2 separate regions of the Mus musculus genome follow, and region 2 is linked to region 1. A link is a loop called in an ENCODE intact Hi-C map of the cell type or tissue named here. Cell type or tissue: heart. All regions are shown on one strand. Links, peaks and the distances in the headings refer to the core of each region. The heading gives the core; the rest is flanking DNA. Region 1 holds the start of Gm30411 (a long non-coding RNA gene). Region 2 holds the start of Lrrc70 (leucine rich repeat containing 70).

Region 1 (16,514 bases), core at 3,255-11,254:
AACAGCATCCAGTAAGTTTCATGACTATTCCAGGAGCCTGGATGTGCAAGGCAGGCACCCTGAGCCCATGTTTAGGTCACAATGTCACTTCCATCATATTGTTTAAAGTAAGCCAGAATGGCAGCCAGGATCTAAGGGTAGAGTTAATTATAAGTTTCTTTTAAATAAAGATTTGTTTTTCATTTAATGTGTATGAGTATTTTGCCTATGTGTTTGTATGTGTACCATATGTGTGCCTGGTGCCTATGAAGGCCAGAAAAGGGTGTTGGATTCTCTGTGACTAGAGTTACGGGGTTGTGAATTACCATGCTGGTTCTAGGAATGAAGAGTCCTAGCAAGTGCTCTTGACCACTGAGCCATCTGTCATCAGCATCCTGCGTGGCTTAGGCTCTGGAACTCTGACTAGTGGCATGGAGCAAACGAAGAGAGAGACACACAGACACATGTACAGAATATCTGAAATCAAGTGGTATTCCAACCCATAACCTCTGAGTGTTAAGTACTGCACTGGGTCAGTGGTTAACCTGGTAGGAGATCTCTGTAGATGAACAGTCTCAGGCTATAACTATCTGAGAGGAGGAGATGCTGCCCCCACTGATCAAACATTAACCAATACTCACACTCTCAGGAAGAGCTTTACCACCCTTCTTGCATCTGGCCTCCATATGGGAATGGATTTGCCAATTTCCTATGGGTCCAAAGCCTTGTAGTCCTCAACACAGGTGCACCCATGTCAACAGTACACATTAAGGATATCACTCACTCAGGATTTCCTCCACTTCCTCATCTCTACAGCCTCCCAGTCTCTGGTCAACAAACAACTCAAGGAATGAGAAAGAGAGAGAAAGAGCTTGAGAGTGACCTTTGAGCTGCCTCCAGAAGGTGCCAAGAAGACAAATCAGCATCGTTTCCAGAGAGATCAGCAATCCTATTATCTTAGGAAATCCACTAAACAGAAATCATTAGAGCTCCCATTATTTACATAGTGATGCTTGTAGAACAAATGGACTGCTTTTACCTTATAAATCATAAGTGCACAGGAATGAAATCGCTGCAGCCTTTAGCTGGTCTTCACTAACTGTTTCTACATCTCCTCTCCCCCTTGAAGTTCTACTGGGGACAGATGTAAGTCAGCTATGAGGTTAACTCATAGACTGTGGTACTTATGACCTGAAGCAGCTAAAGCCAGTATGCCACCTCCCCCTCCATCCTACCTATTCCTTGTAAGTCACCATGCACTCTCCATGTGCCAAATGATGTAGCTGTAGAACTAAGAAAAGTCACCCAACCAACATAAAACTTTACACAAATGAGTAGCTATCTTGGTTAGGGTTTTACTGCTGTCAGCAGATACCATGACCAAGACAGCTCTTATAAAAGACAACATTTAATTGAGGCTGGCTTACAGATTCAAAGATTCAATCCATTATCATCAAGATGGGAGCATGGCAGTATCCAGGCAGGTATAGTGCAGGAGGAGCTGAGAGTTCCACCTCTTGTTCCAAAGACTGGCTTCCAGGTAGGTAGGATGAGGCTATTAAAGTCCATGCCCACCGTGACACACCTACTCCAACAAGGCCACACCTACTACATCAAGGCCACACCTCCTAATAGTGCCACTCCCTGAGCCAAGCATATACAAATCATCTCAGTAGTAAAACTTGATATATTGAACCATTGAAATTTTGAATTTTAACTTACACCTCAGTTCAGGCAAGTCTGTTACTCTGATGTTAGCCCTGAAGATCTGCCATGTCCAACAATAATGACTTCGTGTTCGTTTTTATTTGTGTGGGTGAGGGCATGTATGTGTGCATGTGTGCATCTGACCAAGCATGAGGGGACAGCCAGCAGAACCTGTACAACCTGAGGAAAAGAAAACATTCGGGAAGCCATGCCAGGCCATTGGGGTGGGAGAGGTCAGAAGGTTCAAGTTCAAGTGTTAAGAAGAGACCTGGTCAGGACACTAACTGTGAGTGTAGCCTACTCCTGGGCAATGCTTGTTTCCCCCTTTGTGGAAATCTGATGCTCCTCTCACACATATCCCCCCAGCTCCCTTTTCTTCCTCCTTTCTACTCTCTCTTTCTATTGTAAATTACCACAGCACCCTTCTATTGCAAAACGTTGTAATATTATAATATAGGGTAAGATATTACCAGCAAGTTAGCATTGCATAATTATCTTACAAAGCGCTATTACATAAATAAAAACCATTGTGTTCATAGGTTTTGCCAACTAAGTATAAAAATGAAACAGAGAAAAATCTCCAACCCAGGACACTATTATTGTGATAACATCCAGGAGATGGTTTGTCACCACTGACTAGCTAAGCACACTTGCTTGTAAGTAAAAACTGCCAGATACTCAGGGTAGAGCAGAGTAGGCTCAAACTGGTATGCTCATAAAAGCCAGAGGGAAAATATCTGGCTATAAAAGAATATGGTCACATAGTCTCAATCTTCAGTATATGTCCTTTGGCCTTAAATTAAAAGAAAAGAAAAAGGAGGGTCTAAGGATGTAGTCTAGCGACTTAGCGATTGCCTAGCATATGCAAAAGCCTGGTCCTGCCCCAGTACTGCACTAGAATGTGTCATGATACTACCTTCAGGGCCTAAAATGGAAGCAATCCAAATGTCATCAGTAGGAAATGTGTGTGTGTGTGTGTGTGTGTGTGTGTGTGTGTGTGTGTACATTTATAATGTACATTTGTGGGGTGGTTTAGCTATAGTGTATGTTTATAAATAACATAGATGAGGAAAGGAGAGTTGAAGCTTTGTACGTACTGTGAAGGATCTACGTGCATTTGACAAGAATAGAAGGACAGCACTCCAGCAGAAGAAGGGAGTCCAGATATGTGCAGGTTTTGACAACACTGATAAAATAAGGGTGCTATTTGTATTTGACAAAATTCCAAGGAATAAGAGAAGAAAAACGAGAAGGTAAATCAAAGGCCCCAAAATGGAAATACCTAACAAGCCACTGACAAAAATCACCACTAATCTAACCCCCATTCTCAGAGCTGCCATTTATGTTTGGCACTGAGTGTTCTCAATAAGGATAATGATTAGATAATTTGTAATAGGAAAGCATGCTAATGAGTGCAATTTGACTTATTCAGAAAGAGGCTTAATTATTAAGTCTTTCCTCCTACCAAAGGGCCTGCATGCCTGACTTTATCAGATATTTATGGATGGGGGAAAATAATTTCAGCTTAATAGAAATGTATTTGGAGTCAGTGCTCTGGCTGTGGCCCTGCCATACACAAGCTGTATAAAGCTAAACTTGTGACCAAGGCTTCCTGGGTCTCAATTGCTTCATATTGAAAATAAAAAGTCTGAGGGGTACCCTAATACTTATGAACCCAGTAAGCCCCATTCTGACTCTAGGAAGTCAGTGCAGCACAAAGGGAGGGCTCTGAGTTCACATCAGCCGTGGTCCAACATTCCTGAGAAAAGGCCCCCCAACAGACCGTGTCTTTGGGGGCGCCCTGGCCTTATTGAATTAGAAGTCACCACTTATTTATTTAGCAGGTGACACTTGCATGGTCCTTGTTCCCAAGTGGGCCCCACGGACAAGTATAAACTCATTTAATCCTTATAGTCACCCTGGGGTGAAGGGGATGTTACATTCTCAGTTCACAGACAAAGACACTGTAGTGCTGAGAGCTTAATTAGCCTGTGGTCACTCAACCAGCAGAGCTAAGACTTAATTCTCAGCAGCGTGCCACTGCTCATGACCATGGTATGACTCATGTTCCCAGGGGGATGCACCCTTCTGCTCATCTAACTCCCTTTCTCGGCTTTCCAATGATAAGATTGTCATTCCATAGGACAGAAGGAAGGCTCAAACATCAAGCTACCCAGAGCATCTTGCCTCGAGGATGCTTAGGGTACTTCAACTGTTCTCCTCGGCCCTTGGGGTTACATGACATTTCATAGGTCCTTCTGGGTCAACATTACCAGAGCCTGCTATCAATTTCACATTGAGAACAAATCAAAAGGGATTTAGAATCAGGCTTTTAAAAAGTGCACCAAGGAGGGCTAGAGAGGTACATCAGCAGCTGTTGCCTTTGCAGAGGACCTGGGTTCACTTCCCAGCACTCACATGGTGGCCCACAACCTTCTGTAGCTCCTGTTCCAGTGGATCCAGTGCCCTCCTCTGGCTTCTGAGGGTATCAGGCATGTACAGCACATATACATACATGCAGATAAGACATGCATACATATAAAATAAAAACAAATAAATCTCTAAAGTCATAAGAAGTATACATAAGCAAGATCAGGAATCCTCCAGGGAAACATTGCAGCCACACATTCAAGTTCTGAGACCCCTCTCAGCATCCACAGGCTAGTCCTAGCCCACCAAGGCCCTAAGGATTCCCCAGCTGTATCTAGTCCTAAGTGTTTCCTACCTCAAACCTAGAGTCAATGCACGAAATGTGGACCATATTCTAATTGCAGACATTCTACAAGTGTTCACTTTTGTATGTGTGGTCTCTGATGACTCTTACTCATGGCAGACTCTTCATTTTGTGTTACATAAACATTAAATTTTGAGACAGTATTAAGTGCACTTAATTATTGGTTGGGGTTAAATCTTTACATAAGAATAGATCAATTTTCATGAATTCCTTAGAGTAGATATTTGCTCCCACCCAGATCTCAGTATGATCCAGTTTTGAATATCTTATCCTTAATTCCATAGGTAATAATAAATACATGAACGAATACCAGCACCTAAGATGAAAGAACTGACCAGGAAGCTCATCATAGCAGGTAGACTGTCACATGATCTCTGCTTTCATATGTGGTCTAAAATTCTCAATTTGGTAGCCTCTTCAGTTTGTGGTGTATGCATGTGTGATTACAGAGATGTAGGTGCATTTGTGAGTGCATATGTGATGGTCAGAAGCTAATACTGGATTCTTCCTCTATCATTCTCCCTGTCTCCTCACACACACACCCATTGATTGATTGATTGATTGATTGGTTGGTTGGTTTGGAGAGAGGGCCTCTCATTGAACCTAGAGATCACCATTTTGGCTAGACTGGCTGTCCAGCAAGCACCCAGAATCTGTCTCTGTTCCCTCAGACCTGACCCCACCACATGATACTGAGAATCCAAACTCAGGTCCCCACACTAGCACAGAAAGAGAATAAAAGTACCTATTGGGCCACCTCCACAGCCGTAACTTTTATTGGTGTGGGGGATTCTCACTGTTGGCCTTGAACTTGAGATCCTTTGAGAGGAAAGCCTCCCATTTCCCACGGTGTCATGGTAACCAGGGATGGTCAGGATTACAGTAAGGTCAATCTTCTTGTACAGACTCTTTACCAATCCTGTTCTCAGTACCTAAACTCCTCCCGGATACACAGCCTGTTGAGTTCCTAAAGCTTCTGAGCTTCTTCAGCTCATTTGCAACCCTCTGCATGGCACCTGGGGCTTCCGTCTCTTTGCTTTGAATAGTCGTTAACACATTAATCATGGCATGCATGCACCTTCTAAAATTCTTATGAAACATTTCATGTCCTGCCACCTCCTCTTGGATTAGGTTGATTTTTTACTCTATGGCTTGATTTTCACTTTGTATTGGATTTTGAGAGGTAAATTGGGAAATTAACATACCGAGGTCAGGCAGAAGCTTGAAAATTAGTTTATTTTTTAAAAATTCTTAGCAAGAAGAACACAAAGAGTCATAATAAGAAACACCATTGTTGTTAGAGCTGTTGTTCAGTCTCAGGTAATCCAGGCTACTTCTAACTTGCCATACAGTTGAGGATGACCTTGAACCTCTGATCCTACGGCCTCCCCCTCCCAGTGTTACATACCTGAAATGGTTAGGTTGCTGTACCACTAGAGAGCCTTCAGAAGATGCTTCTGTGGGGCGTGTAGTCAAGTGCAAGCATCCAAGTGGCTCCTTTCAGAATCAGAGTAATGTTTACACCAAGGCCATGTTCTCTCTGATCAATGGCCACAAAGAGTGAAGGAGCCAAGATCAGGAACAGACGACTAGTGAGCCACCTGTGCCCGGGCTTTGAGACCCATCCGCCTGAGCAAGACCCTCTCAGAACCATTCCACCTGCTTATCTTGTAGGTCTCCTCTAACAGGGCTGAGCCCTGCTTCACCTTATTTCCATAGCCCTGCTCGCTCTCATGTCTTGTAGAGAGATCTCCCAATGTTTTGTGCACAGTTAAAGCTCTCTTGGATACCTAAGCATGGAGACACATGCCTTTAATACAAGCACTTGGGAGGCAGAGGCAGACAGATCTCTGAGTTCAAAGCCAACCTGGTCCACATAGAAAGTTCCAGGCTAGCTAAAGCTACATCCGTAACTCCAGCTTCAAGGAATCTAGTGTTGACTTCTGGCCTCTTTGGGCACACACACACACACATACACACACACACACACACACACACACACACAAATACAGCAGAGGGGGGTAGGAGACAGACAGACAGATAGACAAACTAATTAAAGTTTGGGATCGGGCTGGAGAGATGGCTCAGTAGTTAACAGCTCTTGTTCCTCCCGTCGCTCACATGGAACTCACAACTGCCTGTAACTCTAGTACCAGGAGATCCAACATCCTCTTAGGGCCTTTTTGGGTATCAGGCATGAATGTATTACATAGACATAGATAAGACAAAGCATTCATATACATAAAATATATCGTAAAAGCCTCTTGGCATGTGCTTCTTGTGGGAGGTGAACTGAGACAATATCCACCTATCACAATTAAAGCAGTTTGCAAATGTTATAGGAATATGCAAAATAAATAAACAAATTTTAAAAACAAATATGCATAGATAAAAATAGTCAAGATATATATTATCCAAAATAGCCAGTGCTTTAAATGTATATTTATCATGGTGCTAATAAAAATCTTTTTAAAACACAGGGTAAGATAGGCATGTGAATGCACACACACACATATGTATCTATACATATATATATCAAACTACACATATTTATGTGCATTTGACCCTTTAGACATCACAATATCACAAGTAGCTATTTATGAGTAGATAGATTATGACTGCTTACTGATTATTTTCTAATATTTCAATAATTGAACTTTATTCCTTCTATTATCAAAAAGAAAGATATAGTTCTCGTTCTCTCTCTCTCTCTGTCTCTCTCTCTGTCTCTCTCTCTGTCTCTCTCTCTGTCTCTCTCTCTGTGTCTCTCTCTCTCTCTCCATACACTCTGAGGTCTGAAACTGTCTGAATTGATAGAGCTAGTCAGACTCATCATTGTGGGGGTCAGCCAACAGAAACAACTAAGTAGCAAGAAATACAGATTATAATGGCGGAGCTTAAAATACACGCTTGGCGGATTCCAGCTGTTGTCAACATCCAAACTGCGTTTAGCAATCCTGATGGAGCTTTGGAAGGAACAAGCAGATGGAGTACCAACCTGCTGTCAATTGCTTTGTTTTGTTTCACTCTGTTTCAAAGAAAATTTCTACCAAGTCCATGTTTATACAACCTACTTTGTTCTTCACTTTATCATTTACCTGGTAAGAAGGAATACTGCTGGTCATGAACATCCCCTTAGCCTGTAGAAGGTATGAATTAGTGGGTCTAAGCTGGCATGGGGCATGTGCTCTGTCCTCCTGTAGCCAGCCTCACCTTGTCCCTCCACCTGAAGCTGCCTCTGTGTTTTCTGTTTTTGAGGCACTCCTGTGGATGTAAATAATATTAATAGTGCCATCAATATAATAGTAAGAGCTAATGTTGATTGGATGACGTCTTTGTGCCAGGAAATGTCCTACACTCTGCTTTGCACTAAACAGCCCACCGAGTCTCCATAGGGATTCTACAGGAGAAGTGTCAACACCACTCACCGTACAGAGGCAGGCACAGGAGTAGGAGAGGTCAAGGAACTTACAGACCGACAGAAATAGGGCAAGGCGTAGCGAGCTGCGAACACAGGAAGGTGCCAAGGAGAAATAAGAGTCCAAAAGGCACATCTGCTCCTCAGACACAGGGACAGCTGTCCTTGGCGGAAATGAAAGTCGGACAAGCTAGATAAGCAGAAGGGAAGTGAGATTCCACTGGAGAGCCATCTGTCAAAACAGACAAGAGGGTAAGAAGCTAAACAAGGGAGAAGGCAAGAAGAGGCCATGAGACAGGCTGGCACACACACAGATGAAGTGGGGCAGAGGGCATGAAAAGGGCACTGGCAAATAAGTTCAGGGAGGTGCACAGAGCAAGAAAAGGCCAAGAGAAGAACTGGGTAAGCATGTGGAATGTCGACGTGAAGGACAGGAGGCATGCGGAAAGTCACTGACAGCATGGCAGGACCGTCAGCCAAGAGGAAGAGGGAGATGCCAGGGGTGGAGAGGTGTCCACTCCAGGGAAGCAGAGGAGAGGAAATGGCTGGGTTGAGAGGGAACTGAATCATCTCCTGTTCCCTGCTCCTTTAACCTCAGTCTTCCTCCACGCCTGTGCCAAACAGTGAGGAGATGATCTGCCGCGGGGCTTAACTCTACAGAGCAGAACGGGACACATAGCTGCTTCTGTCCTGCATACACTGTTTGGAGTGGGGTGGTGAGCTGTCTGTGTTGGGAGGGATTCCCAGAAAGAATGACATGATTAAAAGTGAGGGACCAAAACTTAAAATGGGGATTCCCTCCCCCACCCCAATCCCCAGGGTTACTCTGACTTTTCCCTTATGGTCCTTTTGAGGCATACATACCCAAGAGTGTCATGCCCTGCATGTGCTCCAGTGTGCAGCCATGGGAGTATGGTACATTTCGCATGCTTTGAAGTATTCAGTGGCTCCCACTGTTCCCAGGACAGTCCACACAGCCAGGCTTGGCACCAAAAGCCCTTCACTGATAAGGCCGTATCCATATGTCAACAACCTTAATCACGGAAGAGATTCAGTAAATCTACATCTTGACAGCTTTAATCCTGCTCATAAATGTCCAAAAGCCAGTGTGAGAGGATTTGAGAATTAAAGGTTATGATTTTCTTCACCAGCTTAGTCACGGATCACGGAGGTTTACCATCACACCAAGTTCTTCAGGTCCCGAAGTGAGAAGACAGGAAAGATCCATCAGGTGGCTCCCGAGACAGATGTCAAGTCTCTATGAGATGACAGGGCTGGGTCTCTGGACAGCAGCTTTCAGAAGAGACAGTGCCAACAGAGAAGGGAAATCCCACTGAGTCCAGCATCAGGGACACAAGAAAGGTGAGCCAGCACCACACAACTTCCAGTGGAGAGTGAAGCTAGATCTGATGTGAAGGACAGTTAGCCACAGGTAGTCAGACTTAAGAAGAAACCAACTTGGCTGAGACTGAGGAGGCTGTTAAGAAACAGTAGATCCCTGCATAACTAAGTTACTTAGGCCTGTGTTCTTTATTCCAAAGCTCCATTTTTCCAACTACTCTGTGGTTTCACTGTGTAGCCACTGGTTTCCTTTATTGTCTCTGACATGCAGCAACCATCCACACTCCTGCTAGTCACCTCCTGCCCTGTGGTCAGAGCACTCTCTACACCACATACACACACACATGCACACACACACCACCATGCACCACCCCACTATGCACACACACATACATGCCCCATACCACAAACAACCTGCCATGCACACACATACATATACACGCACTACACATACCATATATATATACACACATATATATATATATTACACATACACAACACATACAGCCTACCACACACACAGATGCATACATACCACACCATATACACACCACATACATATACACACACTTCACACCATACATAAACCATACACATACACACACACACACCAAATACCATGCACATACACTACATATACATACCACATATACACACCTCTCCCACACACACACATACCAAATACCACACACATGGAACATGCACATACACACGTATACCACATATACACCACATTCATACACACACTCCCTGCACACAAACTGGCTTCTCCCCACCTCAGTTCCTCCATACAGCTTAGCTTTTTTAGTTAGAGTGTGTGTGTGTGTGTGTGTGTGTGTGTGTGTGTGTGTGTGTGTGTGTTCAGTTAATTGTTTCTCCTTGTGTAATGTGTGTAGTTCCCAACAGAAAGCCTCCACTGGAAATCTTGAGCAGGTAGATAGCCAGATTTTCCTCGTTTTTGCCTCCCTGCTGCAATACAGTTGGCAAAGATGAATGCATCACCACATCCCTAAGGCTCCTGTGGACAGACAGGAAGCATGTTTGATTTTTATAGCTATGTGTTACTTCCTTCCATAAAGGAGTCCCCTGGTCTTCATTTAGCACTAGGAAAATGAACTGTCCCAATCCAGTGAATTCAAACTGCAAATGTCTTCTATTTAAAAGCACAGTCTCTGTTGGGTAACTGTTCAAACTCAGGCACTTTGAGCATGACTGTCTAGATTAAGAGCTCCATCTAGTCAAACTCTGGAAACCCCCACCTTCTCTGGTCTACTTATAAATCCCCTAGGGAGCCCACTTGTCCACGACTGCCTTCTGCAAGAAGGCAAAAGCCTGGTTATATGAACAACTGGTTCTCTTCTTGACTTCCTTCCACTTCTCTCATGCCACCTTGATTCCTGAAGCAGCTGACCCTCACAGGAGACCTCTCTTCAGACCCTGACCTTGAGAAGGCAGTAACTGGGTTGGGAACAGATCAGGTGCCCAGGTGCTTGGCCTCTGCTCCTTCCAGGAAGCCCCCACTTCTGTACCCTGCCCACAGCCAGAAAATACTACAGTGGGTGTGGGGAGGCAGTGAGTCAGGCAGGCCTAATGCTGGGACAGATTCTGTGATTTGCCCTGTGGTCCCATGTACTCTAAGCAGGAGTGAACATCGCTTATCATCTCCCATGATCTGAGGTTCTCTGATCTTAGGCATGTGAGTGGTGTGGTCCTGAGGAACAGGGACAGTCTGTGTCAGCTGCGTTCTGTCACAAGAAAAAGTGGGGAGCTTATTGTGCTCCCTAAACCACACATGCTCCATAAAGCACAAAGCAGCTCTAGTTAGGATGAGGCAAACGGGTGCTCAGCTCACACTCAGTTAGCTTTCCTGCTGCCTTGCTTTGGTAACATTTTATCCCTGGACAAAGCAGCAAGGAAGCAAAGGAAGGGGAGGGCTTAGGATGGAGCCAAGGGACCTGCTAGATTGGAGGCAAAGTGCAAGAATATCAGAGCCAGAGGCCAGCCTCAGTGCTATCTAAACCACTTGCTTGCTAAGTGGCTTCTGATTTATATAGACAATCGGTTCGCCTCTTGTACTTACATTTCTTCTCCATGATTGGGGAGGGTCTTAAGAGAAATGAAGAACACATGGAAGGCCCTGAATCCATCTCCGCACCACAGTAAGCACTGACCCATAGGTGCAGCTGGACCAGGCCCTGGGACTCAGGCTGCTGCTCTTGGCCACTGGCTTCAGCCAGCCAACACAGCATCCACCTTCTACTGCAACCACTGCCTTAGACCCTGAAAACACCAAGTGAAGTGAGAGTAGCCACTGCAGGACAGAGGCCTGGCAGTCTCAGTAGAGATCACCCAGTAGTAGCCTGGGTCCCGGGATGTTAGCTGGCAGAGTTTCTCAGAAATGTGGCTTTTTAGTTTTTTAGTCCTCTTCTTTTGGATTTTCTGATTCAAAGAACAAGCTCTTTTGCCTAGAGAGTTCCCCTGAGAGCATTTGTGTGCTGTAAGTACCGCTGCTTACCAAACCAGGGGCTTCTGCTATGGCCAGGCCAGACTGAAGAGCTTACGGGAAGACTGAGGTGGAGAGAAGCTCATTCGAAGCAATCAGACTTTTTATACAGTTACCAAAACAGGACATAAAGGGGGTTGCCATGACATAATGGCAGCTGCCGATAGACTTGGTATATGAGATTAATGTCTAAGACTAGTTGTTCTGTCAAACTTCTACTTGCTTCGCCAACTTCTAAGGAACACAGAGAAACATGGGTGACCTGAGTGTTTCACTGCCTGAGGGAATGTCTCAGTTTCTCAGGTACTGATAGGTGCACAGTACCCCAGGAGCTGTGAACTCAAACCCCAGAAACTCATAAGGTTGATACATGCCTAAACCTCAAGAGGCTGATACATGCTAAACTTGAGAAACCCTGACACAAGCCTCTCAAAGCAGCTAGACCAAGCCAACTCCATGATTCCCTGCAGTGTGCCTCAACAGAAATGGCTTCTGCTCACCAGGGTTTGGCGTGTGTGTCTCTGTGTGTGTGTGTGTGTGTGTGTGTGTGAGAGAGAGAGAGAGAGAGAGAGAGAGAGAGAGAGAGAGAGAGAGAGAGAGAACATCTGTTCCAACATCTACTGGCCTGTATTAATTTGTACAGAACACCAGGCCTAGCCACCATAAAGAGGCTACATGGTTGCCCAAACTGTTTTTTTTTTAAATCTGTTTGAAGAAGGCATAATTCAGTTTCCTTCTATCCTCCCTCAACAGTACGAGGGGCCAAGCCATGGACTTTACACAGACTAGACAACCACTCCACCCCTGGACTAGATCCCCAACAAAGCAGATTCGAACTGAGGCCCCTTTGGACATTCCCTAGACCGAGCTGAAAGCCTCGAATTGCAGTGAGCAGAGAGAATATAGCTCACAGAGCAGTGATGAGTTGTAGCCTCACTGTAGCTACCATGAAAACATACTACCGTGTGTTGTAGGCATGTGTGCTACACAAATGTTTCTCAATGGGTAGAGTGAAAAGCACCGTTAACCATCTGGGGCAGGCCTTACTTATGTTTAGAAAGCCCACCATCATATGTGTCTAAAGAGGGGAGCTTTACATACGAGCAGGCAAAGGGGCACTGTGGAATAACAGGGCACTGCTCAACTGAATGTAGCAGGGAGCAAGGAAAACTCTAGAAAGGCTGGGTGGGCATCAGGGGAAGAGGGTGAGCCTGGAGGGTCCAAGTGGAGGGGAAGGGAAGGGAACTACATTGCCAGTAAGGCGGGCACACAGTAAGGAGCAGGCAGATAGCAAGCAGCCGGGCCTGAAGACTAGAAACATCAGCAACCCTAGCAGACAGCCTGCTCTCTAAGCCTCTTTCTACATTTAGCAAGTGACAAGAATAGGAAGAAATCAAATTAAACAGCAACACTATCAAAATGTCTTCTCTTCCTCCTCTTCATCATCACTACCACCACCACCACAATCATTACTAAGTCAGAATCAAAAATCTAGGATAAAGAAGAAAAGGCCCCAAGTGTTTCTTGAGGGACAGGACCACCTTTGAAGTGACCTCTGAATGTAAGAGTCTGGCTTCAATGCAGCCTTTCAGGGATAGCTGAAAGGCACTCTATTAACATGTCCTCTATATATACATCGCTTCTACAGTGAGAAGCCGCCTTTCAGCACCACACACTCCACCAGTGGACTTTACCTGGAGAGCAAACACAGGCTGACGGTCCATTTTACTGTTTAATATTATCAAGCCATGCTGGGCTGCCAGTTCAGTTGGACAGGCTTAAGGTTCTCTCTCTCTCTCTCTCTCTCTCTCTCTCTCTCTCTCTCTCTCTCCCTCTCCCTCTCCCTCTCCCTCTCCCTCTCCCTCTCCCTCTCCCTCTCCCTCTCCCTCTCCCTCTCCCTCTCCCTCTCCCTCTCCCTCTCCCTCTCCCTCTCCCTCTCCCTCTCCCTCTCCCTCTCCCTCTCTCTCTCTCTCTCTGTCATTTTGGCATGGATTGTCCTCATCTCTGGGAGTGTTGATCTTGATGTTCAGGTTTGATGTTTTGGAAATGGGGAAAATTATAGAAAGTTATGAAATTTGCTGTAATTTAACAGTGTTACATATAGTGGATTTGAACTCTGTGAGGGCCAGGAGTAAGGTGGGGGGGGGGCGTTGAAAGGACATGGAAAAGGAGGAAGGACCAGAAAACTCAGTCAGGTTGCCAGTTTGCTAGGAGAGTGTCTGTGCCCAAAGCAGATGGCCCCTCTATTATTTACAACTGGGACTAGCTACCTACCAGTCATGGTAAGTGGGTCTGTGAGCACAATGGACCCTAACAATGGAGTAAATATTATATTCACATTTTATTACTCTAAACATAAGATACAATAATATGTCTTTTTGTATAATATAAGAACAGGAAATTGTAATTTCTCACTGAGACTCCAGGGTATCATGTTTGCTGAAGTAGAGCTCCCCAAAATGGCACAGAGGTTTCAGCCTACCAGACCTATAGCTCAAACCCAATGATGCCCCAGTGTGAGGCTCTGGCTCAGTGAAGCAAGCCTATGCCACCTCACAAGGTGATTTCTAGATCTCTGATCACTTTAAAAATAATATGATGGTTTTCTTTAGAGAAAAATGAGTTCACTGAGAATCTTGCAATTCTAAGTGCATTTCTAAAAATTATTCCAAAGCTATCAATCCTCTGAGCATTGGAAATATCTGGAAACATTAATAAGAATCTAGATGTGAAAGGTCATGCCATCTACTCTGTCAGCTCTGTGATGTTAGAGAACACCTTGTCCAGTGGCTCTAGGAATTTGGTGATCTGGTTTAAAAAATGGACTGTGGCTTGCAACAATAGCATCACTATTTGTGTGAGTCTGGTGACAGAACACTTCCACAAAAAAAAGTCAGACAAGTTAAGTCTGTTGCATGTAAACAGTGAGGTCAGAGATGCCTGGACTCCACTGTGAGCCGTTCTGTCAGCAAATACCCCAGTTGCAACTAAAGAAACCCAAAGTACTACGCTATTGTTACTACTTGGCCTAGAGGGCACACACATAGCAGAGCATGTTTATCTGTGATGTAAGGACACAGCCAGGATATTGTAGATACTCTCCCTAGCTCAGGATGTCTCTTCTTCACTAAGAACTACAAATAGGAAGAGAGAATCCAGTGAACTAAGGCCACCGGAAAACCCATCCTCTGTACACCAGCCCTTGAAGTGGGTGTGCAGGGTGCCACCTTTGAATGACTATGATAGTGGGCTTTCTATAGGCTTCCTTAGTCTCTGCTAATATGCTTTTCTGGGTGGAAGTCAGGCTGAGCACAGAGTGAGTAGCCAAAGCACCTGCATCAGCACCACATCCTTTGCTGCCTCATTAAGAAGAGCCATCAACATCTCAATTGTTTCTATGGTAACCATTCAGGATGCCATATCTATCTTTGGCCCTGTGGGCCCTCATCATATCAGCCCATATCCCTAACTTTTACCCATATGGTTGTACTCAATTTCTAGGCTGGAGTTCACTCTAGGCGTCATCTATAGCCTTCCTGGAGTTTGCACACCTGTGTCTCCTGTTGCTAAGTTTTGATGCTTGGACTGTAACTGTGCTCAGGATCGTGGCCACCTGATAGGATGGCTGGACTGCCCTGAGTAGTACTGCTCAGAGTTCTATGTAGGGAAAGGGTGTTCTACTCCAGAAGTTCAGAGCTTTCCAAAATCTCTTGTCTGTCTTCAGATATTGCAAAGAATAGTTGAAGCATTCCTGTTAAAGAGAAAACAGCAGGAAGCTGTTATAGAAATGTCTAGGAATGGCTTCTAAGTGAAGCAAGGAGGTGGATCACTTGATGAAGAGGCTAAGCAAGAGTACTCAAGGAAGCCAGAATGGGCAGTACACATTGAACAGCCGGCGAGAACCTTTCTATTATGTTCTTTGCTGTCTATTAATTTTGTGTCTTTAAAAACACAGTACTTGTTGCTGTTTATAATAGGTGGACACTTCTCTTTAGAGGAGAATGCATTAACTGAACATTTTACAATCCTGGTCTGACTCTTATATATTAATAGAGCATTTCTATATTTATCGCAGTGGCACCAATCCTGTGAACACTAGAGATAAATGCAAACAACAATGCAGATGTGAAAGGCCCAGACATCTGCTCTGTCAGATCTCGGATGTTGCTGGAGAATGCCTTACCCAGTAACTCACAGGCTTTAAAGTACATACGGCCTCCTGGGAATCTTGTTAAAAAATGGATTCTAAATCGGTTGGTTTGAGATAAGAAGCTACATAAGACCTGAGGTTCAGCAATTTTAACAAGCCCCCCCCCCCCGGCCAAGTGAGGCTACATGTAAAAATGACACATGCCATGTGGTTCAGCTCAGAAACTCACCTGAGTCAAACCTGGAGACTAGGAACTGAGGGACGGGATAGTTCATGATAGCTTGTGAAGTGTCTAACATGGGGCTTCGTGTCTCTTCTAATTCACACAGACATTCTACAAGTCAATATTACAGGCTACCTAGAAAATGGGCACATTTATTTTGTGTTGTTAATTTGACAAATAATCTCAAGTTTCCATTTTTAAATATCTTTTAATTCGTTTATCTTTTGTATTAATGCTTTATCTGCACGCACATATGTATGCCTCGTGTGTACCTGGTGGTCATGGAGGTCAGAAGAGAGCACAGGGGTTGGACACTGAACCCAGGGACTCTGCACAAGCAGCAACTGCTCTTAACCACGGAGCCATCTCTCCCGACCCACCATCTTACCACGAAGCCATCTTTCCCGACCCACCATCTTACCACGAAGCCATTTCTCCCGACCCACCATCTTACCACGG
Region 2 (16,514 bases), core at 3,871-11,870, 76 kb after region 1:
CCCGAAGACCATCATGGCAGAAGGGGAGAAAGTTGTCCTCCAATGGTCACATAGGTGCTGTGCCACACGTGTGTGCACACACACAAATGTTTACAGAAACACTTAAACAAACAAATAAATATAATCGCTATCATGAATAGCTGATATATAGATAAGAAATAGGCAACTGACTACTTTATACTGGATATGCGCCAGAACATGGAGGACGAGTGAGTCATAAATCTATTTATGAAATTTTTTTAAATACAAAGGAATTTTGATATCAAGAAGACTGGAGAGTCACAGAGAAACTGAAGGGGTCATTCAGAGATCTCAGTTTGTTCTTCCTTCTACCTGTGCCTTTCACTTTCTTTTCTCATATACTTGATTCAGACGAAATCATGAAAACAACTGACCGAGTCGCAAAAAGCACATGCCAGGACTTATATCCACACCCATGCTAGTACTTACATCCAGGGCCTCACGCCTGCTAGGCAAACACTCCACCACTGACCTAAAGTCCCATCATTAACACAGGCCATTTAAAACACTGGCACCCTCGGCCCTCAGTATCTGCTGGACCCAGATCTATGCAGTCCACCTACCATGACTCAAAACACTTTGAGGGAGAATTGCATCTGCACTGAATATGTACAGATTTCATTATTCTAGTCGATAACCGTGGGGTATAACTTACTCAGGATTTAAGTCATCTCCAGATTATGCAATGGTTAAAGAAGGGTGTACAATTCCACCATTTTATAAACGGGGCTTGAGCATCTGTAGATATTATCCAAAGTATCCCAAAAACAATCCCCTGTGGATCCTAGGGACACTTGTTATGTGGTAACCAACTCTATGAGCACAAGGATTAGATAAATGAAGGCACAAAACCCTGAAACCAGCAAATAAAAGGCTATTTGATCATAGAAACTAATTGCATACCAGTTTCATTTATTCATTTTTTTCACTATAATGCACATGAAAAAAACAACAAACACACACACACACTTAGATAGGATCTCGCTACAGTAGCTCTGACTATCTTGGAACTCACTATGTTGACTAGGCTGTCCTCAAAGTTAAGGAGAGCTACCTGCCTCTGCACCCTGAGTGCTGGGATTAACGGTGTGTGCCCAGGCCCAGCTGGCATTCCATGATTAAAAGGCAACTCAGCTACGAATGATGAGAACAATGATGCAACAATTGATTACAAACTACCTGTCAATAAAGCACAAGAAAGAAGCCTTAAAGTTACAAAACAAAATTGCACAAAAAAACAAAGACAAAAGAAAAATTTAATAAAAATGTGGGGGGAAATGGACAAAAAACCCCAATAACCTTGATAGTTAAAAAGATGTGGCAAGAAACCTAAAACTATGATCTGGAATAAGAGGAAGAAAACATTTCTCTGAAGTATTTTTATTATTTTATGTGTATGAGTGCTTTGTGTATACTTATGTGCATGCTTCCTAAGAGATCAAAAGAGGACATTGAATTTCCTGAAACTGGTGTTACAAATGACTGTGAGCCACCATAAAAGTGCTGGGTCCCTCTTGACCACTGAGCTATTTTTCTAGCCTCCAGTTTTAAATTATTTTAAACTGTTCATAAGGTAGCTGGCATGATAGAAAAAGCCTTTAATTCCAGCACCTGGGAAGCACAGATGAATGCGTCTCTGAGAGTGCAGGGCCAGCCTGGTCTATTTATGGTTTGGGGCTAGCCAGGGCTACACAGTGAGACCCTGTCAAAAATGTGGCTACTTTGCTACATGTATAATCTAGCCAAAAAGGCCATCTAGGCTTGCCATCTACGTGGGCTCCGTGCCAAAGTCCCTCCACCCCAACCCCTGCCCGCTTTCTCAGGAGCTTTCTCAGGGCATGGGAATCTTATCTGAACCACGTCCTCTCCCCCATCTGCTCCTGGTAACCTCACGAGCGGTCACACTCAAGCACGCCAAACTATGAATGCCCTGCCCGCAGCAAAAGTAAACACCAAAACAAAAGGGAGAGGTAAAACCAGGCTCTCCTAAGTTTCCTTCCACAAACACAAGCTCTATCACACCAGAATCAAGCCAGAAACCTGGGTTTTCACTTCTAACTTTTCTCCTCATTTACTCTTCCCCAAACCGACTCACCATCAAATTCTGCCACATTTATCTCCAGATATTCCCATACAGATGCTGTGTCACGGGCCAAGCCTGCCCCATGTGACCTCGCAACCAGGGAAACTTCCTCTCGCTGCTTCTGTAATTCATCCTCTCAGCACACACTAGAGGGATTTTGTTGTAACCCAAGTTGGCCTTCAAGGGGATGACCTTTAACCTTTGGTCCATTTGTGCCCCCCACCCCCACCCCCTGAACCCTGGAATCACAGATATGCTTCATCACACTTTGATTTTAGAATGTTCTTTTGAAAAATCTGAATGTATCTTTCCCCTGCTTTAAAGCAAACATTTGTATCTTTCAATAATAGCTTTCATCAACAGTTAAAAACCCAAGCTCCTAGCAGTATTTTTGCCGGTCCTCTTCTCCTTCCCTTGTCTATCCTCACTGGTCTCCGTCATGGACTTCCACCTCCAGGGCTTTCTATCTGCTGGGAACGCTACCGTCTGCCTGCCCGCCCCTGCAAAGTTCATTCTGTTTACACTAACAATAAACCTCTGAGTGGAGCCATGCTACAAGAGAGGTCAAGAGGCTTTCATAAGCAAGAAATCATTGAGGAAAGAGGAGTTTTAAAAGGCAAAGCATACGTGTATCAAAGAATATTTATTCATTTATTTATGTTATTACTTATACAAAGAAATATACCCATATACAATTAAGGTTAGAAAAAAATGATTGCCATAGAAAATTATCTGGCCAAAGCAAGTGTTCCAAAATCACAACCAAGGGCAGACTGAGGTTTATGTCCATGTACTGGAAACTCAACAGGAGATCAGGCCACCCCAGCCCAGCCCAGCCCAGCCCAGCCCAGCCCAGCCCAGCCCAGCCCAGCCCAGCCCCACCAAGAACATTTACTTAAGGTCTCCCGTTGTTGAAAACGACTTCCCATTAAAAGTATAGTATCCTGGCTGGGAGTAGCTGCACACCTTTAATCCCAGCGCTCGTGAGGCAGAGGCAGTCAGATCTCTGTGAGCTCCGGGCCAACACGGTCTACAGAGTCCAAGACCATTGTCCAAGACAGCCAGAGCTACACTGTGAAACCACATCTCAAAGAAAAAAAAAAAGTGATTTTACTAATACTTTTAAAGTGAGTACCTGCTGACAAGGCACAAACTGAATAATACTTCATGAAAACAAATGTGATTAATTACAGCTCCATTTATAGATCACTAGTAATAGAACTAAAGTTTTCTGGTAGACTCTCAGTCGATTATGTTATGTACAAAAATACATATAAAATAGTTGGTTGGTTTTTTTTTTTTTTAAACTGTTGCTTAAGCTTCCGGGTCATAGCAGTGGAATCTTTAAGCTTGGAACATTTAAGATCAAAGTAGAGACCCTATCATGAGGATTTTTCTAAACTCCAAACAGTTATGTTTCTCCTGAATGTCTTTAAAAGACAGAATTGCAGTTGGGGAGTATGAAGAGTCTTTTACCTTTTACTACACACACTTCTGCACTGTTTGCATTTTCTTCCATTAAATGTACCTTTGGCTACTACATGCAAACAACTGGAACAGACCAAATTCTGAGGAGTTGACAAAAGAAATTGAGAAATTAAGAATGCCTCAAGGGGAAAAATATTCATTTCAGTCGTAAGTTTGTATGTAAAGAAAAGAATGGTTTGGTTTGGTTTGGTTTGGTTTGGTTTGGTTTGGTTTGGTTTGGCTTGGTTTGGTTTGGTTTGGTTTGGTTTTTTGAGACAGGGTTTCTCTGTGTAGCCCTGGCTGTCCTGGAACTCACCCTGTAGACCAGGCTGGTCTCAAACTCAGAAATCCTCCTGCCTCTGCCTCCCAAGTGCTGGGATTAAAGGCGTGTGCCACCACTGCCTGGCTTGTTTTGTTTTTTAATATAATCACCCCCCCCCACCCCCAGCCCTGAAATCATAAACTAAGCCTAGAACTGAACACTGAAAACCCTGGTGTGGGTGTAGAAGTTACTATTAGTGCCTTCTTTTCTAAGTGAATGCGGGTCTTGCATGTGGAGGACAGGACTACCTCCATCATCCATCATCACCATCCGCCCAGCCTGAGACAGGATCTCTTTGGTTAGTTTCCATTGTAAGCCCTAGACACTTACAGGGTTGCTCTTGACTCTGAGACTGCAGACACTTTCACTTTTGCAAGTTCCAAGGATTCAAACTCGGGTCCTAAAGCCTGCAGAGCAAGTACTTTCGCCCAGTGAGCATCTCTTAGCCCTGTTACCACTTCCAGTGCATCTTAAACTAACACCTCAGATCCTTCTCATTTTCTCTCAGATATCTTTATGCAGCGATTCTCAACACATGGTCTCCCAACCAGCAGTATCCGCAAACTTGTGAAAATGGAAAACCAGACAGGTATGTTGGCATACACCTTTAATCTCAACACTTTGCCAACCTGGTCTACATAAAAAGACTATGTTTTAATACAAAACAAACCTGAAAACTAACAGACGTGTTCCACACCCACTCAATCACACACCTGGGTGGTAGAAATGGAGCAGGGATAAGAAAACTCTGGGTGAATCTGAGGTTGAGGCATTATACAGTATAGACTTTTCCTATAGTCTTAAGGAATTATATAATACTGTTACCTTACTACAAGTATTCCCATTTTAGAAAAGAAGCTAAAATTATCATTTGATTAAATACCTTAGAATGTTTTAGAATATATGGATAGTATTAACTTTTTAATAAAGTATAAAAATTGGATCAAGAGGAAGAACAAACGTAGCTGATCATCTACTTGTGGTTCAGGATAAACTATCACAAACATTTATTATTTGTTTATTAAACTATTGCTTAATATTATTTGCATCTAACTTCAAACGTGTACTAATATAGAAAATCACTGCATTACTTGATTTCCTCTAATAAATATCTATATTAAAGCGTCTAAACACTCGAGTCCCAATCTTCCTTGCTTAGTTGTCTTGGCAGCAAGTGGCTTGGTTTGTTTTTACTTTCAATGGTTAGATGGTAAGTGAGCTTTCCCAGATAAACCCTGATCCTGAGCTGCTGCTTGCCAGGTATGCATACAGGGATATCAACTCTACAGGAACCTGAAATCCTACTCATTCAAAACTGAGCCTCTTGGCCCACCCGCCTCAACATCATCCCTTAGCTTCCAGAATGGAGTACAGAATTGCCTACGGCAAAAGCGGGACATCTTTTAGCTCCCCTCAATCAATTACCAAAACAGGTCATCAGACTGGCAGAGTAACTTTCTATCCATCCTGCCCACTACTACACTGGCATCTCTCACCAGTTAATAGTTCTGCTTCTTAATGTTGTTCCTTCCACAAAGAGTGAATTTTTTCTATAAGAGGGTGAATTCCATAGTATCTCTCCAGTGGATAAATTTCTCAAGGGCTCCCAGTGGCCCTCAGAATAAAGCATGAAATTATAATAGCCTTTAATCATTGACCTATCTATATAGATGCAAATCTTGTCAGGACTTTAGGTCCTGAAAAGCAGTATTCTTTCTTGTTCATTCATCTTTCTAACATGGTACCCTTTCTGACAGCTCTCTTTACTGGGTTAATCTGTTTGCTGATAAAGTGTATTTGTTGTGGCTGCTGCTCTGTCTTGGTTTTGGCTCATGGCCTTACTATATAACCCTGGCAGGCCTAGAACTCACACAATCTGCTTGCCTCTGCCTCTTGAGCACCAAGAGGTGTGTCTATGCACAGAATGATAGTTTTAATGCTTATTTTTTTCATAAAGTTACCCTTCATCACCACATATTCAAAAGTGCTTCCGAGAACAGCACTTAGCATACTGCATACTAATCGTGGGTCTTCTTCTGGGTTTGAGTTCTAGCAAGACTAGGAACCACATCTAGTTTTTCAATACTGTAATCTTAGTGCCTAGGCAGCACCAAAGCATAAAATTAAAGCTTCGGCTCAAGTCAGAGCTAAAACACACCGTAAGTCATGAGGATTCTGAAAAATTAGTTAAACTCTCTCCCATTTTTCCTTATGTGTAATTTAATATAGATATTACAACCTTACAAGACTTTAGAGATAAACATGATTTGTGGCATATTTAACATGATGTTAGTACCCAGAAAGTTGGCTACTTATCTTGGTACAGTATCAAAGAAAATATATGCAGAACGAATACACTTTATTCAAATTATTTATAAACACTTGAACAATCCTAACATAATTCTATGAGAAGGATTAAATTTTATGGCCACATGGCACTACGGAGTTTTTTATAGTCAATATTTAGTTGAGTCATAAAGCAGAATGTTCAAAGAGAATGACTTGTGCCCCATTTTCAGGAACAATTTGTTTATCAAGTCCAATCTGCTGCAAGCCAGAACTTTCCAGAGAATCCGGGGAGGTGTTACAAACCGAGGCAGTTACATTGTACCTTGCTGACTGATAAAAGCTGTAATACTCGAGTCTATTTTCCACTGAGTCTTCTAGAGCCTTTAGTTTTTGTTTAAACTGAATAACTTTGTAGATCAAAATAATGATTAAAACACAAGCTAAGATGAAAAAAGCTAGCAAAAAGTCAAAGGCCTCATTCAACTTCTCAACTTCTTGTGTACAAATGAGAGATGCTTTTCCTGACACAGAAGAGGCATCAATTGGTAGAGCAGTGTTTTTTTCCGAGGTCAAGGTAACAGAAGTGAGCTGTGTCTGCGCAGACACAACTGCGGTCGTCTCCAGTGCATTAGCAAGTGTACTCTCTTGAAAAGGTCTACTGGCCGGGGAAGCTCGGGCCGGTTCCCAGACGCGACTGCTCTCCGCCACAGGGCTTTCCAACGGGTTCCCACTTGTGCTTACTTTATGCCAGGCCATCATTAGTGCAGTGGTCGTGTGATGAATAGAAGAGATTTTACAGCCCAAGTTCTGGATATATTGGTCCAAGGTAAAGGCAATTTGTAATGTTAGTCCATTTAATATAACATAATGTTCTGCCACACATAGATATGGGATTCTGATAACAGATGTTTACAGCAAGGGCTGACGAGGCTAGCCACTCTTGAAGACCCAAAAGTTTGTATTCTCAAAATTGGAATTTGCCTGAAGAGGAGTCAATGAAGACAATGGCTTAGGGACCCTTGGATGTAATTCTGTAAGATTATTAAATGACAGATTAAGGATCTTCAAGATGCTCCCAGAGGTTCAAATGTATTATTATCTATGTTAAGATGCTTGTTTCTAATTTACAATAAATTGCTTAACAAGCTAAATGTATCAGGTTTACAATTTCTAAAATAACTCTCAGTTAAAGTCAAATGTTTAAGGTTGTTAATTTTACTAAACCCAATCCTAGTGACATTTATGATCTTTACACGCTTCAGGAGGGAATAATTTACATTAATAGCTCACTGATAAATGCAAAAGGCTGTCATGATTCAAAAAGGTAACTTAAAGACAGTCTCAAGATTTGTAACAACATTTAATGTTACTTTTGTTAAGATATTACTTTCTAGATACAAAAAATGAAGAGAGATAAGACATTGAAAGTCTGAGATCTATGTCCTTAAATTTTTATTGTTCAATAAAAAGAATCTGGGAACAGAACAAGTATACCAACTATGTCTAGGACAGTGGTGAGTTCTCGGTAAGTGTAGACTTTTACACACCACCAATCAATGTCCTTAGAACAAAAGACACCCAGTTAGACCACAAATATAAACTATGAACATCTCATCACCCCTTAGGCGCTAAGCAATTTATACAACTGTTTAAAGATAGAAAATACAAATGGCTTAACTGAACAAAGCCTTTAAGATATTCATACGTGATAGTTACCCAAATAGAATTCTGGAAAAGAATTAAATAATCCAATTTCACTAACATGAAACATTATTCCCAAATCCAGAAAAACTGGACCTTTAGGAAAATTCTAAGGAATGTGAAAGGACTGGGGTAGTCTGTCTTCCATTTAGAGTTGGTAAGAATACAAATAACAATAATGATATTAAAAACAAACAAACGAACAAAAAAAAGAGCAGGTAGCAACCAGAAATAAACACAGGCAAGGAAGAGAAAATAAAAATCCACATGTAACCCAACCTAACTTCTTTTTCCACATCAGAACTGACTCCAAAGACAAAATTTTAAATTGTCAGAAAGGTCTTAAAACAAAAGTATCAAAATACTGAAACTTCAATAGTCCATTTAAAGTAGGATAAGCCAAAACCGCGTGTTAACACATATTATGGGTGACAGTATGAACTGCTAACACAGCTATGAAATCAATTCTTTAGCAAAGATAATTCAAACTCAACAAACTAAAATATGTTTGCTAAGATAAACTTTTAGAACCGACTCTGACACACATAACAAATGACGTGAGGATAACGATTTTTGGATACATGCCCCATAACCTATATGAAGCCTAACATCAAATAATAACTTAGGAAAATACGAACAGAAAAAGCAGGCTGTACTTTTCCACCAGGTTCTTTCGGCTAAACAACTGTACTTAAATAATCTTACCAAGGATACGGGACTCGTATCATCACGTGGCTTTAAGGCTTTGTTTTAACTCTGCAGAGCTCCGTTCTTTAACTCAGTTCCTCTGGGCACTGCTGACCGCCAGCACTCCACCGTTTTTTGAATTTTAAAGCCATGGCTATGCAGGAAACGCCACTCTTCACACTGGTTCCTCTACAGCCAATGTGTAAAACAGGGGTTGCCATGGATACAGGAAACTGAGAGACAGGAAGCAAGTTTATCTGTGCTTCAAAAGTATTGTTGAAAGGAAGTCTCAGGAAAGTATTTTTTTTTTCAGAACGCACTCAGTTTTCCTAATATATACACCTAAGTAATTCCTATAACTTGAAAGAGGATTTTAAAGCCAAATGTCTGAAAACTTGAGGTATTCAAAAATCTAAATAAGAAGTCTCTAGTTATCAACAACACATATTGTCTCTGTGTTTGTGTGTGCGTGCATGCCTGCACGCGTGCGTGAAGGTCAGAATTGACACCAGTGTCCCCCTCTGTTACCCTATAACTTGCTTGTTAAGCTAGGTTCTCACAATCTGAGCTCACAGACAGTTTCTCAGACAGTTGCTACTCCCCAGAGTTAGGACCACAGCTGGATTTTGAAGGTAGGTGTTGAGGATCGGAAGCCAAGTACATTACTGACAGACATTCCCCTGCTCAATATCACAGTCACTAAATCAAAAGCACACTGAAATAGGAGTATATAAAATAAAGTGATCTTTATAAAAACATTTGAGACAGAGTCTCATTATGTAATCATGGCCAGCCTGGAACCCTCTATACATAAAAGCCAGGTTTGCCTTGAACTCATAAGAGACCTGCCTGACTCTGCCTCCTGAGTCTGTAATTAAAGGCATGTACTACCACACCAAGAATTTTTAAGCGCATTGTCCTATTTATTTTCAAATACTTACTGAAGACTTATTGATTTTTAAAAGAACATAAAGTTAGTAAATAATTTAGGATGAACAAAATATTAACACAATATTCTAATATTTTGAATTTTTAAAAATATTTTTTGTTTAGAAAATACTGATTACTATCAATTAATTGAGGAAATTAAGGCCATGCCCTGGGTTGGAAAGTAACATAAACTCCCTTACCAAATTATTAACAGAGTTTATCCCTGGATAAAAAGTTAGGGAGAAGAGACTGGGGAGATGACTGGGTAGGTAAGATGCTTACTATGCAAGCATCAACACTTGAGCTCAGACCACCAGCACCCATGTCAAAAAAGCTGATGTGGTTCCATATACTCAGACCCCAGCATTGGGACGGCAGAGACAGGAGGGGATCCCGAGGTCTGCTGGACAGCATCCTACCTAAATCAGCAAGAGACTCTATCTTGAAAAAAAAGATGAACTCTGGTTTTCAAACACATGTGCAAATGTACACCACACACACACACCAATGTGTTTACATATGACACATGAGGGGGGGGAGGGAGGGAGGGGGGAGGGAGGGAATGAGTTGCGGAAGAGTAAAAGTAGATGTTCCTGAATTACTTTTTACTCTATATGAATGTCTGAATTAATTTGAATACTTTGGCATGAAAAGTAATCTGAATATAACGTAATTTTTTATTTAAATAAAGATTTAGGAGCCAGGCAGCCCGCTCAGAAGGTAAAGCTCTTGGCATACAAGCCTGGTGACCTGAGTTGGACCCCAGCACCATATAAGGAAGCCAGATCCAGTGGCACGCACCTCATGCATCTCATCCTCCTATTCTGAGTCAGAGGTGAGAGCAAGAGAGCTGTCTACAAGCTTTCAAGCCAGGCAGCTTAGAGTATACAGCGTGGCAGAAAAAAAGAGAGACCCTGTCTCCACAAGGTGAAAGGACACAACCAACTCTCAAGTTGTCCTGTGCCCTCGATATATGTGCCACACATATACATACATACATACATACATACACACACACACATACATATATATTTATCTCACGCATGCGTCCACATACAAGTAAATAAATAAAAGTCTTCTAGCTGAATAATTATACATAGTTTAGCCATTGATTTCTGACTTTTATCAATTTATTTTTAGTATTATCAGTAACATACAAAGTGGGAGAGAATACTATGCACACAATTTTCAATTAAATCATACAAGTCAAACAGGAAAGAGTTAAAGGGCAAGTCTATTAAATTCAAAATAAAGGGAAGACACACAAGACAAGATCAGAACGACGTGAGGACTCCTTCTCCTCCGTAGCCTGTCTACTTTACCTGTTTCTATATATTGCCTTAACTACTAATTTCAGGGGGAGGGTGTCACTTGGGAAGTCTACAAAATTCTCTTTCAGTAACTATAAAGAACCTTTATGAATTACATAAAACTATTGCATTCTACCAAAAGAATTTTGTTCTTCATGTTTAATTTTTCCAAATAGCAACATACCCCTTCTAACAATAAAAATATAACCACTAAGTGAAGACTTTAGAGAAAACAACTCCCTGTGTCTGTACAAACTGACTTGAATTCAGCTAGAACAGAGAGAAGCCAACAGATTAGGGGCAGGAAGATGATGGCAGAGCACGTAAAGGCATCTACTACCAAGGCTGACGTTCACCTGACAGGACATGTTTTGTAGAAGAAGAGGACTGGTTCCCAAGCTGTCTTCTCTTATCTGTACACCTCCCATGGTACACATTCTGACACACAAAGTAAATAAATTTAATTTATTAAAATCTAACAGAGTATACAATGCTTTTATAAACGCTAAGGCCAACATTACTATCTGTCTATGCAGGCACTGAGAGTAGTTAAATGTTCCTGTGAAAATGACACTGCATGAATCAGCAAGAGTTTAAAGATGCGGAAATAATACCAGGCACTCCCTAATTTAAGAACCAGTTTCTTTTGGTACAATAGAATAATCATATTCACAAATGAACATTAAACATATGTATTTTCCATTCTGAACAATAAAGATAGCAATATAAACTGTAATAAATATATAAATACAGTAGGTACGGTAGCATTAACAAAAACAAGAAATTCTCACTAGCTCAATATGAATTGCATAACACAATTAACATATGGGACGATGCACCAAATTCTTAGATGAATGGTTTCAACATCAGCATCAATGCTTTAAAAGGTGTACTACTGGCCTAATTTCATAGTTGAAGAGACAGTATGAAGACCTTAAATAACTCATTTCTGGAGAAGAAGTGATAGAATATCTGAACATGAACATCAGGATTTGTAAACACCGAAGTATATATCCTTATGTATGATTTTCATGGTATTCAAAATATTCGATCAATAAACAACAACCAATCAAATATAAGCCAGAAACTTTCATATCAAGTAAGTTTCTCCAGGGGAGGGATAGCTCTGCAGAATCACTTAAAACATGCTTCTACCTGTCTGGAGAGATGGCTGAGTGGTTAAGAAAACTGGCTGCTTTCCCAGAGGTCCTAAGTTCAATTCCCAGCACCCACATGGTGGCTCACAACCATCTGTAATGGGATCTGGTGTGCAGATATATATGCAAAGTACTCATATATATAAAAGTATATATAAATAAACATGCTTCTATCACCGAACGAGGAACTAGTCTGCCTGGCACATGACTCTGCCCAGAGAGTGTTGAGAGGAAGGCGGCATCTCAGAAGTGGCACCAAGAGGCAGGTGATGAGGTCATAAGAGACGCTGCCCTCAGACGGGATTAAGGTAGTTCTTTCGGGACACCGCTTAGTTCCCGTGAGTGAGATGCTGTAAAATCAAGAGCTGGGAGTGTGGCTCAGGGTTAGAACACTTACCTAGCATGTGCAAGGCACAGGGTTCCAGCCCCAAAGAAGGACAGGAAGAAAAAAATAAAACAAAAACCAAAAACAAAGAAATGACAGGTGAGCACTGTCTCAAACCTGTCTCTTAGATTTAGGATGTATGGATAAAATACTACAAAAGATTTATTTTATTTCAAAAGATGAAAATGGGGGAATATCTTCAAGTACATTATGTACTTACATGAAAATGGCCTTATAGCCTTTGTATAATTTAAAAAGCAAATAAACACAATTTTTTTTAAAGATGAAGAGTTAAGTCTACCATGATGAATATCCATTTAGGAACAATCAGGTTAATTTAATCAAAACTCATGAGGCAGGAAACAAAGGAGGGTCTACAAGATTTTGAACTTTTAGCCTCTTACACTGTGAGTTGGACCCTGTTTTTTTTTTTATAAAGCACCCATCCTTGGTGCCTTTTTCATAACTATAAAGAAAAATGTAACTCGTTAGAACCTACCCTACAATTTCTACCTTACAATACTACAATTTCTACCTTACAATACTACAATTTCTACCTTACAATACTACAATTTCTACCTTACAATACTACAAGTCTAATGTATTTTTTTTTTAAATCACCAAAAAGTGCAGATGTGGTGGTGCACGCTTGGCTTCCGGCAGCGACAAAGCAGAAGTGTGGGATCGCCTATGTTCAGTGCCAGCCTGGCCCACAATCACGCTCAATCAAGCCAACCAGCCTACATAACCAGACACTGTTTTTTGAACAACAAACAAACAAACAAACCTTCAAGAGTTTATAAAAGTATATACATAAATTTCTAAATACTAACACTACATACACTATTTTCCGACAAGAATTAAGGTGAAAGTATGACCAATCAGAGCAGACACAGCATAGCTGATACCCAGAACTTTTCACCACAAAGCCTTGTCTCCAGGAAAGCGAGACGCGCACCCTTTGCTGCTTTACCAATCCCTGTTTAAATCAATGAGCTGACATTAGCCACTCCCCAACGGGACATACTTGAAGCTAAAACAAAATTCAAAACTCACTTGCTATATGTCTATGTGAAACTTTTAAAAGCATACATAACTAAAATAAGCTGGAAAATGGATTGCCAATTTATAGTAGACACCAGAGGATCACTATCACTTGTTAGAGTAGTTTTGGTCTAACCTACGGGTTTTAAGAAAAATTCCTTTGAAAACACTAAAAGAAGGCTTATGTACATAAGCCTACACATTATTTTCATTAAAAAAATCAGCTCAAGGAAATATTACCCTCTATGCATAAATAATGTATGCTTTTAAAAAAAACAGAGGAATTCAAACTGAACGTTCAGAATTTGTACAGTATTCTAGCTATGAAACTGTTAAAGCAGAAAGGACAGTTATACTGAACAATTGCAAAATAATTAGTGGACCAATGCCGTTAATTTAACATTAGGTAATGATTCTCTAAAAATTCCCTAAAATATAAAGATCTAATATACTGAGGTCATCTTTCTCACACAGTATCAAGTCTATATAGTTGCTTTTATATCTTTAAAATTCAAACTAAAGTTGTGGGGGGGGTGGGGATCCTTGCAGAGTGGCTGCAGCAAGAGCGATGGAACAAAAGTGTTCGATACAGATGAGGTGGGACATAGGCACCCCATGGTGCTCACCACTGAGACTAGAGGCTTGGAAAGCATGCTCCTCCACCACCCACAGACATCCAAATAATCATTTTATTATTTGCTCTTTTTTTTATTCCTTTAGGGTATTCTTGCTCTGGCCCAGGCTGCCTTAGCCTCCAGCGTGTTGGGGTTATAGCTGTACAACACAATGCCAAGCTATGTTACACCTTAAAAGAAACCAGCTTTGGGGTAGAAAGCTGGCTCCGGGCTCAAGAGTCCTGTCTGCTCTTCCAGAGGACCTGGGCTCCCAGCACACACGTGGCGGCTCCCAGCCGTCTGTAGCCCCAGTTCCAGGGGAGCCAATGCCCTCTTTGTCTTGGGCTTCCCGGGACATTGCACACACATGGGGATTACACACAAGTGCAGGAAAAACATCCACATAAAAATATAGAAAAGGAAAAAGGAAAGAAATCAAGATTTCATCCTCTTACCTATTATCAGAAGGCAGAAGAGAAAGCAAAGCCAAAGCTGAGAGTTTCTTTCTTTCGGGCTGTGTGATGTTGTCCATTCGATCGACCCACATTTCAATCACATTTCCTAAAAGCTGGTCCATCTGGAAGAAAGGAGGTATCTCACACTATCTGAAACTTCATTTGAGCATGAGTAAGACAACTAAAACCTAAGAAATGGTTAAAGTTCAAGTACACAAACACAAAAGTCACAGAACTTGGGACAAACTTTGGTTTAGAGAGAAATTTAAGAAAAACCAAATTTGACTCCAATTGATCATGAGAGACAAAGACAAGTATGCAAAGCCTGAATGAAGCCAATGGTATTTTGAGTAATATCACTGAATAAATCAAGACCGTCTTCCTGACATACTGAAAAAGTACACATATTTGTATTTAGAGGATAGTTTCTTTCAAATTGATGATTACTGTTCTGTGTTCTATAAGCTGCCAATCTAATGTGCTATGCCTCCCCTCAGAGGAGCAGACTGACTGCATCCCCAACCGGCAGCCTCAGAGGAAAGAAGTAAATCACTTCCTATAACAGCTGTAAGCACCAATGAGCCTGAAGGCAAACCAAATGTCCATGTCCCCAATGGGAGAGAGAACTGACTCTGAGCGCTGACTCAGCGGCCAAAGGCACTCGCTCATGTGCCCCAACACAAGGGTAAACACTGATAGGAAAGAAAGGCTTGTAGGTCTGAGTAACATCCACAGTGAGCTGCCTTCTGGTAGACATCCTTCTCTCTTTCTCTCTCTGGTAAAGATCAAGAAAACTGTTCTCTTTATGAGGTTTATTTATACATAGGTTTACTTCTACTTTAAGAAAATAAGTATTTAATGCAAATAGTCACCATATAAATCTGGACGTATAAAATCCACTGCACATTCTTATTGTCTTCTACTTTAAGACTGCTACATTTTGTCCTAGTTAGCAGTTAGATCATTTCTAATGAAGAGGCAAGCAGCTGCTAGGTGAAATCCCTTTATATGTGAGTTCCCTACACTATGTATTGCACTTGAGATGGTCTATGAACTCAAAGAATATTTAAAATGATCAAAACAGCAACATCTGCCCGGTGCTTCAAGAACTACTAAGCTCAACACAGTTTCCAGTTCTAACACTGTAATCCTCTTCTTAACTCCTTTCCTTATAGTAGGACCCCAAAGTTGGGGTGGAATGGAAAATTAAGGTGCATATATCTAATACAATATGCTGATTTAAAAATTTGAGTCTTGTCCAACAGACAAATACACTTTTGTCAGTAACTGTGTCATTTAAAACTGAAATTAAAAAAAAAAATCACTAGATTTCTACGTATGTTTTAAAGATTTTTAAGTTATGTGCACATGAGAGCATCAGTGCTGGGGTTTGTGTACACATCAGCAGGTATTCGGGAAGCCAGAAAAGGGCACTGGATTCCCCAGAGCTGGAGTTAAAGGCAGCTGTGAGCTGCCCAGTGTGGGAACGGGAAACTGCACTCAGGTCCTCAGCAAGAGCAGTCTGCACTCCTAACCGCTAAGCCGTTGCTCTAGGTCCTGTATATTATTTTAATAATTACTAAGGTATATTAGGACATAAATCAATATGACAGTGTTTAAACCTAATTACTTAGTAAGTAGAATAGGTGATACACCTTTAGGTTTAGAGGAATTATAATATTATCACTATGACACTCAATCAAGTCAGTTTAGTTTATACCTGGAGCATGACAATCTAATCTATATCGCCATGTCTTCAATTCATATTTAATTTAAAATATAGTAAGCCAAGTGTAGTGACCTCTGCCCATAATCCAGTACTTGAGACACTGAGGCAGTAGAACTGCAGAGCTAGTCTAGCCTACAAATGAGTTCAAGGGCAGCCTACTCTACAGAGCAACATACTATCTCAAATCAAACCCAACAATGAAAAGATAAAAAAGTAAATGATAAAATGACAGCTAAATTGATATACACAGATGAAATAAAAATTAAATCATTAAAACCAAGATTCAATGTAATTTTATTTAAAACCCATTTCATTTATTA

Evidence for each region. Hi-C counts contacts between places; a loop is a spot of excess contacts. Peaks named below come from ENCODE experiments on the same cell type or tissue, not always from the same donor. Only the 100,000 strongest peaks of a DNase experiment are listed, where the experiment ranks them.
Region 2: it touches region 1 in a loop (2.3-fold over the local background); 2 of 42 quality-filtered maps call a loop at or near these places.

Annotation. Positions count from the first base shown.
Region 1 is chr13:106,752,357-106,768,870 of GRCm38, forward strand. It overlaps Gm30411 (a long non-coding RNA gene), which reads right to left and starts at 8,541. Exons shown (of 3, transcript XR_003950653.1): 1 at 7,849-8,541. In heart, for the core only: no CTCF peak of the experiment used is centred there; DNase peaks (open chromatin) are centred at 8,195 and 8,335; H3K27ac peaks cover 695 bases.
Region 2 is chr13:106,827,624-106,844,137 of GRCm38, forward strand. Ipo11 (importin 11) reads right to left here. Exons shown (of 30, transcript NM_029665.4): 27 at 14,466-14,587. Lrrc70 (leucine rich repeat containing 70) reads right to left here and starts at 8,679. Exons shown (of 2, transcript NM_001378597.1): 1 at 8,589-8,679; 2 at 6,096-7,213. The coding sequence starts at 6,941. The coding sequence ends at 6,366. Ipo11-lrrc70 (Ipo11-lrrc70 readthrough) reads right to left here and starts at 8,679. Exons shown (of 4, transcript NR_165805.1): 1 at 8,589-8,679. In heart, for the core only: no CTCF peak of the experiment used is centred there; a DNase peak (open chromatin) is centred at 8,728; H3K4me3 peaks cover 1,147 bases; H3K27ac peaks cover 750 bases.